Regions from separate parts of the Homo sapiens genome. Here all the other regions are linked to region 1. The links are chromatin contacts, found by Hi-C or POLR2A ChIA-PET in ENCODE. All regions are on one chromosome and are shown on one strand. The core of a region is the stretch at or near the end of the contact, and the rest is flanking DNA. Distances in the headings are between cores, read along the strand shown.

Evidence for each region. A loop is a pair of places that touch in the nucleus more often than their neighbours do. ChIA-PET counts read pairs that join two places held with the same protein, here RNA polymerase II (POLR2A). Pooled maps may share reads with other maps.
Region 2: a loop to region 1 is called in a pooled map, with 5 times the contacts of the local background. The contact joins the promoter of RPL10A here to the promoter of PXT1 in region 1. A Hi-C loop is called at or near these places in 5 of 50 pooled maps. POLR2A ChIA-PET finds 5 or more read pairs at or near these places in 2 of 52 experiments (B cell and activated CD4-positive, alpha-beta T cell).
Region 3: a pooled map shows a loop between it and region 1 (7-fold over the local background). The contact joins the promoter of TBC1D22B here to the promoter of PXT1 in region 1. A Hi-C loop is called at or near these places in 1 of 168 maps with a recorded cell type or tissue (endothelial cell of umbilical vein), 1 of 37 single-sample maps with no recorded cell type and 11 of 50 pooled maps. POLR2A ChIA-PET finds 5 or more read pairs at or near these places in 2 of 52 experiments (PC-3 and activated CD8-positive, alpha-beta memory T cell).

Annotation. Positions count from the first base shown.
Region 1 is chr6:36,441,414-36,444,335 of GRCh38, reverse strand. It overlaps PXT1 (peroxisomal testis enriched protein 1), which reads left to right and starts at 1,482. Exons shown (of 5, transcript NM_152990.4): 1 at 1,482-1,801. KCTD20 (potassium channel tetramerization domain containing 20) reads right to left here and starts at 1,336. Exons shown (of 8, transcript NM_173562.5): 1 at 1,225-1,336. RefSeq lists enhancers at 219-278, 884-983, 2,468-2,922 and silencers at 1,144-1,433, 2,592-2,661.
Region 2 is chr6:35,466,909-35,469,830 of GRCh38, reverse strand. RPL10A (ribosomal protein L10a) reads right to left here and starts at 1,430. Exons shown (of 6, transcript NM_007104.5): 1 at 1,392-1,430; 2 at 958-1,032; 3 at 804-884; 4 at 302-450. The coding sequence starts at 1,396. FANCE (FA complementation group E) reads right to left here. Exons shown (of 10, transcript NM_021922.3): 10 at 2,729-2,922. RefSeq lists enhancers at 701-800, 861-930, 1,108-1,664, 1,941-1,990.
Region 3 is chr6:37,256,295-37,259,216 of GRCh38, reverse strand. It overlaps TBC1D22B (TBC1 domain family member 22B), which reads right to left and starts at 1,445. Exons shown (of 13, transcript NM_017772.4): 1 at 1,244-1,445. The coding sequence starts at 1,299. It overlaps TMEM217B (transmembrane protein 217B), which reads left to right and starts at 1,073. Exons shown (of 2, transcript NM_001395378.1): 1 at 1,073-1,649. TMEM217 (transmembrane protein 217) reads left to right here and starts at 1,073. Exons shown (of 3, transcript NM_001286401.2): 1 at 1,073-1,649. RefSeq lists enhancers at 443-1,078, 1,165-1,224, 1,325-1,384 and a silencer at 1,485-1,614.

The DNA.
Region 1 (2,922 bases), core at 233-2,732:
CTACGACTGGTTTAGGGCAGGGGAGGAAAACATCGACAAAGGGTTAAGGCTGTTGGGCAGTTTTTAAAATTCCCAGCCCAGCCTAAAGGTGGTGTCTGTCAACGTGTGGTCGGTCCCTGGATCATCAGTAACAGACCAAGAGTGCAGGTGCTTGCTTAAATCCCAGACTCAGGGACCCATCACAAATCTCTAGAATCAAATTTATGGAAGAGGTGCTAGGGTACTGCAACCTTATTACTAAGGAACAATCTTCTGTTTCAGAACTATGGCCTAGGAATTGGGGTTTCAGGTGGGGGCCTTGAGCGGAAGTCCTCTGACTCTGGATTCATCACATCCGACAGACACTACTACAACACTTTGTTTTGAAGACCATTAAAAAACTACCTCAACTTCTCGCACAGCGAACAGGAACAAAACTAAGGACTCTGGGACATATTTTCATAAGCTGGTTAAACAGTTCCTTCACAGCCTTGTTTATCATGTTAGTTTGTTCACTAGATTCTTATTTAAAAATAAATCTCTTCAACTGAGGAATTTTCAGAAAGAATCACAAACTCCAAAATAGAAGAGTTTTCTCATAGTGCAGAACTGGGCTTCTAAACCTGAAGACACTGCTATAAAAAGCAAAGTTTTATTTAAAAGAAAATTGCTGGTTAAGGCTTTCCCCAGCTCTTTTGCACTCAGAGCCACGGATGAAAGCTGGCAATTTGCGGGTGGCAGGGAAGGAAGACGCGGAAACAGGGCTGAAAAGACCGAGCAAAATGCGCTCGGCTCCAGAGTTCAGGAGGAAGTCCCCACCAACTACCTAATTTTTAATGGAGCCAATTAATTGCCAGAAAAACCGCGTCTGCAAATGTTTTGCCAGTCAACACTCCAGGTTCTCGCCATTCCTCTCCGGCGGGATGAACCACCCGAGGCCTGCAAAAAGCAGTCAAGCAGTCAAGTTACACTTCAGCTGTGCCCACCACCTGGGCGCAGCGTCGCCTCCCTCCCCAGGATCACCAGACTCTGCCCTCCGCGCGGAAACAGGAGCCCATCAAGCCGCTGCCCACAGGTTCCTCGCGCCCAGCTCAGCCCCGCGGCCTTTCGACTCGGGGGTCCGAACCGCCGCCGCGTCCGGAGGAGACGCCCCCTCGGCCACAAAGGGAAGACTCGGGCCACGCCCGCCGCCACACTCTCCCTGCCCGGTCTTCGCGCCCGAAACCGTACCGCGCCGCCACTTACTCGTCGCTCCCCGCCGCGCTGTCCCGCTCGGGGCTGGAATCCGCCCGGGAGGCGCGCGCAGGCCGCGCAGCCAGAAGCCGCAGCCGGGACCGGCTGTGCCGCAGCGGCGCGCGCCCCCCGCCCCGGACCGCGCGGCCACGCGGCTGAGTCACCCAGCGCTTCACGTTAAGAGTCCCCTCCGCGCGTGGCACGCCGGGAAGGCCGTGTCTGGGGACCCCGTCCGGGGCCGCACCGTAAATGGGTGTCGCCTTTCCTCCAGTCCACTCTGCACCCAACCTCAGCGGGCGCACTTTTCTGAGTTGCGCATACCCTCTCAATTATTAAAGGTTGCAGACGGAAAAGTTAGTAGTTTTCGGAATTGTAGAATACGCTCGTGCAGCGCCAGGACGGCTAATGCTTACCCGAAAATGTGGAACCCTGATCTCCCCATGCGTGGAGCGAGGTTGGAGGTAGCGTAGTAAGAATACTGGAGTTGCTTAAACGCATTTGCTCGAAAGTCACTACCCTGGATATACATTCTGGCCAAAAGAAAGGGGGAAAAACTCCACATTTTTCTCAAATACTGAGTTTCATGAAGGTACCTGCTATTACAAAGGTGTATTACAAATTTTAAATCAACCGGAAGCAAGTTACTGGGAAAACTGTGTTATGAGTAAAAGATTTCAGCATTCAAAAAACATCTATATATGGTCCATGTCCTATGAACCAAATGCTGGAAAACCCAAAAGGAAGTTCTTATTGTCACGGTTTCTAGTGGCTTTTGTACTTTTAAAAATTACACTAGGCCGGGCTTGGTGGCTCACGCCTGTAATCCTTGCACTTTGGGAGGCCGAGGCGGGCAGATCACCTGAGGTTGGGCATTCCAGACCAGCCTGGCCAACATGATGAAACCCTGTCTCTGCTAAAAATACAAAAATTAGCCGGGCGTGGTGGTGGGCGCCTATAACCCTAGCTGTTTGGGAGGCTGAGGCAGGAGAATCACTTGAACCCAGGAGGCAACTGGGAGGTTGCAGTGAAGTTCCCTCTCAAATATATATATATATGTCTATATATACTAATTAAATATACTGATTATGCAAACTATTTGTAAATTGTTGAAAGCTCTATAAACTAATAATAGCACAAATTTTAAAATTCGAAGTCGATTCTCCTTTTCCTTACAAGAGACTCTCTGAAAACTAATTTGGAATTGGATTAGAATTGGTGTTGAAGTGGAAGGAATGTAAGAAAATAGTTTGACTCAGTAGGTTTCACACGGTTAACGGATACTTGTATAGCAAATTTGTTTTATCAGGGTCAAAAAATTTAATTTTCAAAACTGAAGACATAAATTTTTTCATTATAATTTGGTCTTAGAGGCCTAGAGGGTCATTTTCCATTTCTATTCTCCCTCGTTTATGACTATAAAGTATGCAGGACTGTATTGTGTTTATCTCAACATGGACTAGGCTGTGAGGCTGCACTCGTCATCTGTAAGTCAGTCTCACGTCCCCATGGTGACTCAGCTTCCCTGCTGCTTGCGTCAGTGGCTCTGCCCTCCCAGCACTTCCGGGCTGGCAGAAGAGCTAGATTGGAGAATCCTGTAAGGGCTCTCCTTTGCCTCTGCCAGAAGTGAGTGGCCTTTTCACTTCTGCTGACGTTTCACTGTCCTGAACTAGTCACCAGGCTCAACCTGACTGACTCTAAGAAGGCTGTGAG
Region 2 (2,922 bases), core at 181-2,680, 970 kb after region 1:
TGTAAAAGCAGTCTAATGCCACTGCCTAAACAACGCAGCGTAAAGATTTCCAAATCATAGTTCACCAGCACCTGGCTGGTCAACTTACAATGCCTGGCCTCCCTCATCAACTGGAATCCTCATAGCAATACAAACATCAAACCACCCCAAAGCTAAAACAGCACTCAGGCAAGCTAGGCAACCACCGCCGATCCTTTGCTATTCTAGGCCCCTCATCATTTAAAAATCGAAAATGGCAGAAAAGCCTTTCTACCGCCCCCACCACACATCTCACATGCAAAACCACAGCGGCCGGACTCACCCAGCTTCTTGACCAGTTTTTTATTCTTGTTGAGTTTTTTCAGCGCCTCGATGTCCATGTGGGGGATATCCACGGCCTTAGCCTCGTCACAGTGCTGCTGGTCCCCCAGGACACACACAGAGAACTTAGGGCGGGGAGTGGACTTAAGCCTGCGTTTTGGGGGACAGCACCAACAGGTTACGCCTAGCCCTGGGTCCCAAGGGCCGGTGAAGGGTCTGGGACCGCAGCAGCCACCGAGCCTTACCCGGAGCGTTCACATTCACCAGCAGCCAGCCTGGCTTCTCAGGCTGGCCGGCGGGCTCGGCCGAGGCCTACCCACGCCTCCCCTCATGTTTTAAGACCCAGGGTGGGGGTCCGTCCAGCCGCGCCTGCCCGGAGCAGGGGGTCTGAACTACCCTAGCACATCAGTACCGACGTGCCCGCCTCCGGCTCAGCGGGAGCCTGCAGGGGAGGGGCAAGCACGGGGGCACTGAGGGCTGGGTGGGATCAGAACGGTGCCAACCTGACGGTGCCCGAGAAGCGCTTGTCCTTCTGGGGATCATAGTTCTTCAAGCTGATCTGCAACTCCACCGTCTCCAGGAACCTTCGAGAGAGGAGGGGGGTTAAGCACCCGCCGGCCCTCGCCACCCGCGCCGTGCCCCAGGGTCGGCACTCACTTGCGGCGCTTGCGCTGGTTCCCGTGCAGGACTTCCCGCACCGCCTCGTACAGGGTGTCGCGAGAGACTTTGCTGCTGCGGGAGAGAAGCGACAGGGCGCTCAGGGCCGCGGAGTCCACACGCTCGGACTGCCTGGAAGCCTCCGAGGTCTAGGCTTCGAGACGGGCGGGCGGCCCACGGCGGACTCCCCCGTAGATTCCGGACACCAAGTAGAGCGACGGGAGCTCAGACCCAGACCCAAGCCCCGGTGGAAGAGGGAGGCTCTCAGTGATCGGACCTGGTAGGAAGGGCGACCCGCAGGCCGACCCGCCTTGAGAAATGCCCCGCGGCGCAGGTGGCGCAAGGGTCCGCGGCGCGGCCTACAGGATCCGAACCCTCGGCGGGGCACCTGAAGGCGCGGATGAACGCGGATAGGGCTTTCAGGACCAACTCACCTCATGGCTTCTCACGCCGCGCTAACCGGAAAAGAGACTAGCATGTCTTGCGCATGCGCTCAAATAGTGGCCCTGATCTCGCGATAATGCTTTGCTCCTCGGTCCTACCCGCAGAGCGGTTGGGTGGGCCAACCCCGAGAAGCGCGGCCTTCTCTGGCCGCTGGGGGGCGTCGCTGGGCCGCTAGGCCGGCGCGGTAACCCACAGAGTTGTCGCAGTCCTGAGCGCCCCGCGGTCCCCCGGTAATGTGCCGATTCGCGCCCGCTGCTGCTGGACCCCTAGGGAAGCGGCTGGGTTCGGGGCTCGAGCTTCGGTAGTCACACGTACTGGTACAGCCCAGTGATGTTCACTGACAGCGTGGATTCCGGCACGCTTGTCCCTCAAACCCCTCTCCCCTCGCGCCCTCCGCACCAGCTTATGTTCTCAAAAGGAAGCCTGGCCCGACCTCCCTCCCTCAGCACCTTGCTCTAACGTGGACTCGTGGTAAGGGAAGTGTCCGGAAAGTTCTGTTCCTGTCCTTTCAACGCCTGCAGAGGGGAAGAGCTGGGAAAGTCCTTAAGTGAACTTTCACTTGATAGTTAATTTGATAACATCTACGTTTTAAGTGTGACTGCTATGAATAAGGCGTCTAGCCAGGTGCTACAGGAATACAAGGATGTAAAACAGGCACACAGCACTGCACACCCATAAGGTGTCTTCTCTGCTCTTTCCTCTGTCCAATGGGTCTCATCCTCTTAGCCACAGTAACCCCCAGAGCCCTTCAGATCTCTCCTCGGATTCATCTGCCCAAAACCCTTCCCGAACTCCAGACTGAGTCACTCCCACCTTTAAGATGCCCATTCTCACCTACCCCCCTGCCTGGTGGGGGCAGCTCCTATAGGATGGGGTGGGTGGTATTACACATTATTTGGCCCTCAGAGGGTGAATAAGATACCCTACACCCTTCCCCTCACCAGGAAAAAGATGTTCCTTGTCATTGAGCAGGGAAGTGGAGGGGGTGCGGATGGGCTCAATACCCAGAATTCATGGGAAGGAAGGTACTGCTTCTAATAAGACATTGGCCAGGCGTGGTGGCTCACGCCTGTAATCCCAGCACTTTGGGAGGCAGGCGGATCACCTGAGGTCAGGAGTTTGAGACCAGCCTCGTCTCTACTAAAAATACAAAAATGAGCGGGTCATGGTGGCATGCGCCTGTAATCCCAGCTACTCAAGAGGCTGAGGCAGGAGAATCGCTTGAACTGGGGAGGCAGAGGTTGCAGTGAGCCGAGATCATGCCATTGCATTCCAGCCTGGGCGACAGTGCGAGACTCAGACTCGAAAAAAAAAAAAGAAAAAGACATTATTGAACTTGCTTTTATTCAACACCATTGATAAATTATTCAAGTCAGAAACAAAAACACAGAAGGTCATAATATACATGAGCACAAGAGCTTCATCTGAGCCCACTGGTACCCCAGACCTCCTGGAGCATCCCATGCCCACTCTGGGTCGGCTTGATCCTACTGAGCCCTATCGGAAAGTTTGTCCCTGCAG
Region 3 (2,922 bases), core at 196-2,695, 810 kb before region 1:
GCTGATTTCCACCCTATTCTCCATATGTCTACTAGAATCCTTAATAAAATAAGACTCTTGGTGGGGCATGGTGGCTAACGCCTGTAATCCCAACACTTTGGGAGGCCAAGGCAAGAGGATCACTTGAGGCCAGGAGTCAGAGACCAGCCCTGGCAACACAGTCAGACCTTGTCTCTATTTCATTTAAAAAAAAAAAAAAAATTAAGGCTCTTACCTAGCCACTACTGACCCTCATCTCTCTCTCGCTTAAAAAAAAAAAGTCACGAGTTCAAAAGATTATCCCAGAAGGAAAAAACCTGAATCCATTAGAAAAGGTAGCACAGGGGACACAACCAAACATGAATTTCATCACCAAGTAGACTGTAGCTGGCAGAAATCTTAAATTTACGACTGAAATACACACTCTTCCTTATACTTCTCAGGACTTTGCCCAAAATAAACTGAAACAGTAAACCAACAGTAGATTGATGGATGGATAATTTGCCAAAAGTCTCAACATACACCGAAAAGAGGGTGGGGGTAGTCTTAGGGGGTCTGCTCTCCAGTTAAACAACTGAAGAATGAACGAATTTAGTGCATTTGCACAAGAAGTGCATTACAATGCAGGGGAGGAAGAAGTCACTTGGGGTTGGACAAATCCTTAGAAAATGCCAAAGGAATAACCCTGATTCTGTGGTCGTCTTGTAATAATTCCTAGTGGGAAAGGGCCAACTCAAGATAAAGTAAGGTCAGGGTTGAGAATCGTCCTCACTTTTCCTGCCTAACCCTCTCGGCAGGCGGCCCCAAACTCCCACCGGAATCCTTCGGGTAAGTGCCGACCTCAGGGATCAAGGGAAGGGGCCATCCTCGAGCGACCAACCACCTGTGCGTGGTGGAGACCCCTGAGAGGGAGTCCTAATTAGAGTGGGAAGCAGCTCTGGGGAGGAACTTCCGAGACCAGGGCCGACACTGACTATTCACCCAACTCCACTCCCCTTTACGCCCAATCTTCGGCCACCTTCCCGCTGAGGTCACCCCTCCTGAAACCTCCGCCCCCAGACCCCGGTCTACACCCACATCCAGCCGTCCCCAAAGCTCGCTGTTCGCTTCGCTGCCTGACAGCTGCCCTGCCGCCACCAGGCAGTCCCAGCTTCCCCAAACCAGTCTTCTGGCCTCTGTGGCGCCCCAGGCCCGCGGGATTCAGGGATTAGGATCTGGAAGGGTTTGGTCCAATCCCCTATCCCTCTCAGCGTCCTGGGCTCACCTCCCCGGCAGCTTAGCGCTCCTCTTCCAAAACTGCTTGCTGTTCTCAGCGGCCATTGCTCTGGCCGGGGGAAGTCCTTGTAGGCGGGCCAAGGGTTTGCCCGGCGAGATGCCCCCAGACCCCGCAATCTGAGGGCCAACCCAGGCCGCTTCCCCGCCGCCGGTCACCCGCTCCCAGCTCCTGGGGACGCCATCTTGGATGTGGGCACCCCTCCACCCAGCACCGCTGCCATTGGTGAGCTGCGCAAGCCGTGGACGGGCCGACCAATTGGGAGCCGGAATCCTGCAGGCCGCTGAAGCCGACCGGTAACGTCAGGGGCTGGGCACACAGGTGGACGGGGAAGGCGGAGCTTGGACGAGCCGAGAGGCGGGGCTCAAAGTTCCTACCCGCGAGAGGGAAGAAGCAGGTAAGGTAAGGGACCTATGGGAAGGAAGAGGGGATTATCTTCTTCGTGAGGAATGAAGTTCCTTAGTCTAATATTTCTTGGCAAGAGAGAACATACTATGTATTTATATATAGGAATCTTTCACCTAAAAGTAAGGGCCCATGTGTTGGTTGTGGCCCATTTTTAACATCTCTCAATTCAATGACACTCTGGTTATTACCCTCCTTTCCTCATTCCGTTTACATGTCCATTCGTTTTTCTGAAGGAAGGTCAGCAGGGACCCGATAGCCCGGGATTGCTAACTGTTCAACACGTGAGCAACGGTTCATCAGAGTCTCCCTCTCCCTCTGTTTATTGAAAACGATTGAAGGACTTGTGCTGTGGGTTAAAAATTCAAATGATCTAATCCCTATGTCAATCCATAACTCTCACTTTCTGACTATGCTAACAGTGTATATAGGAAATGGTTTATGATAGCTGTCCAACTCAGATTACCAAATACCATTTCTTTGAAGGACACAGTATTGCTCCATCGTGTGAATCACAAAGTTAAGGATGTATCTCCTCCCGGCCCCACCAACATCCTTAATTTCCCTTGTTAATCTATTATAAATCTTGCACCCTTGAATTTATTTTCAATCTAATTTTCCCAGACAATGAGATTTAGTATTAGCATTTTGAATCCTTTGAATGTCTTGTCAGCGTTTTTTGCTGGTTTTGAGTTTCTGTGGTTGTATTCCGTGGTGATTTGGGGAAAGAGGGAAGGCGGGCACCAGTCCAGAGTGGTTTTTGTCCCTTCGAAGGACTGTTGAGGTGGGCTGCGTGTCCCCCACCCCCACCCCCACCCTCCATTTACAGCTACCACATGTACTTCCACATATTGGAGAATACTTAAAGACCTGACCCCTGGCCCCAGCCAAAGAAGGACCTTCTTTTATATGTCCTCCAACGACGGTTTCTTCATTACTCCCATTTTCAAGCTTCTTTTGTCCCCTAATTTAAGAATTATAGGATTGGATGACAAGGGCTATTTTTACTTCCTCTGAGTCTTTCATGCTATAAAAGCATCTTATCTTCTTTATGGGCATTTAACCCAGAGAAAAAAAGCCCCTCTATTCTTTTAATTATTTTACTTGCCTTTCTCTGGCGCTTCTTTTTCTTAGGATGCAGTGACCAGCACTGCACACTAAGCCCAAAGAGGGATGTACTGAGGCTTTGTTAAGGCTGATGTTTTGTCTTTATTCTGGACAGCCAGACCTTTTGCTGGCTGTTTGGACTTTAGAAGAGTTGATGT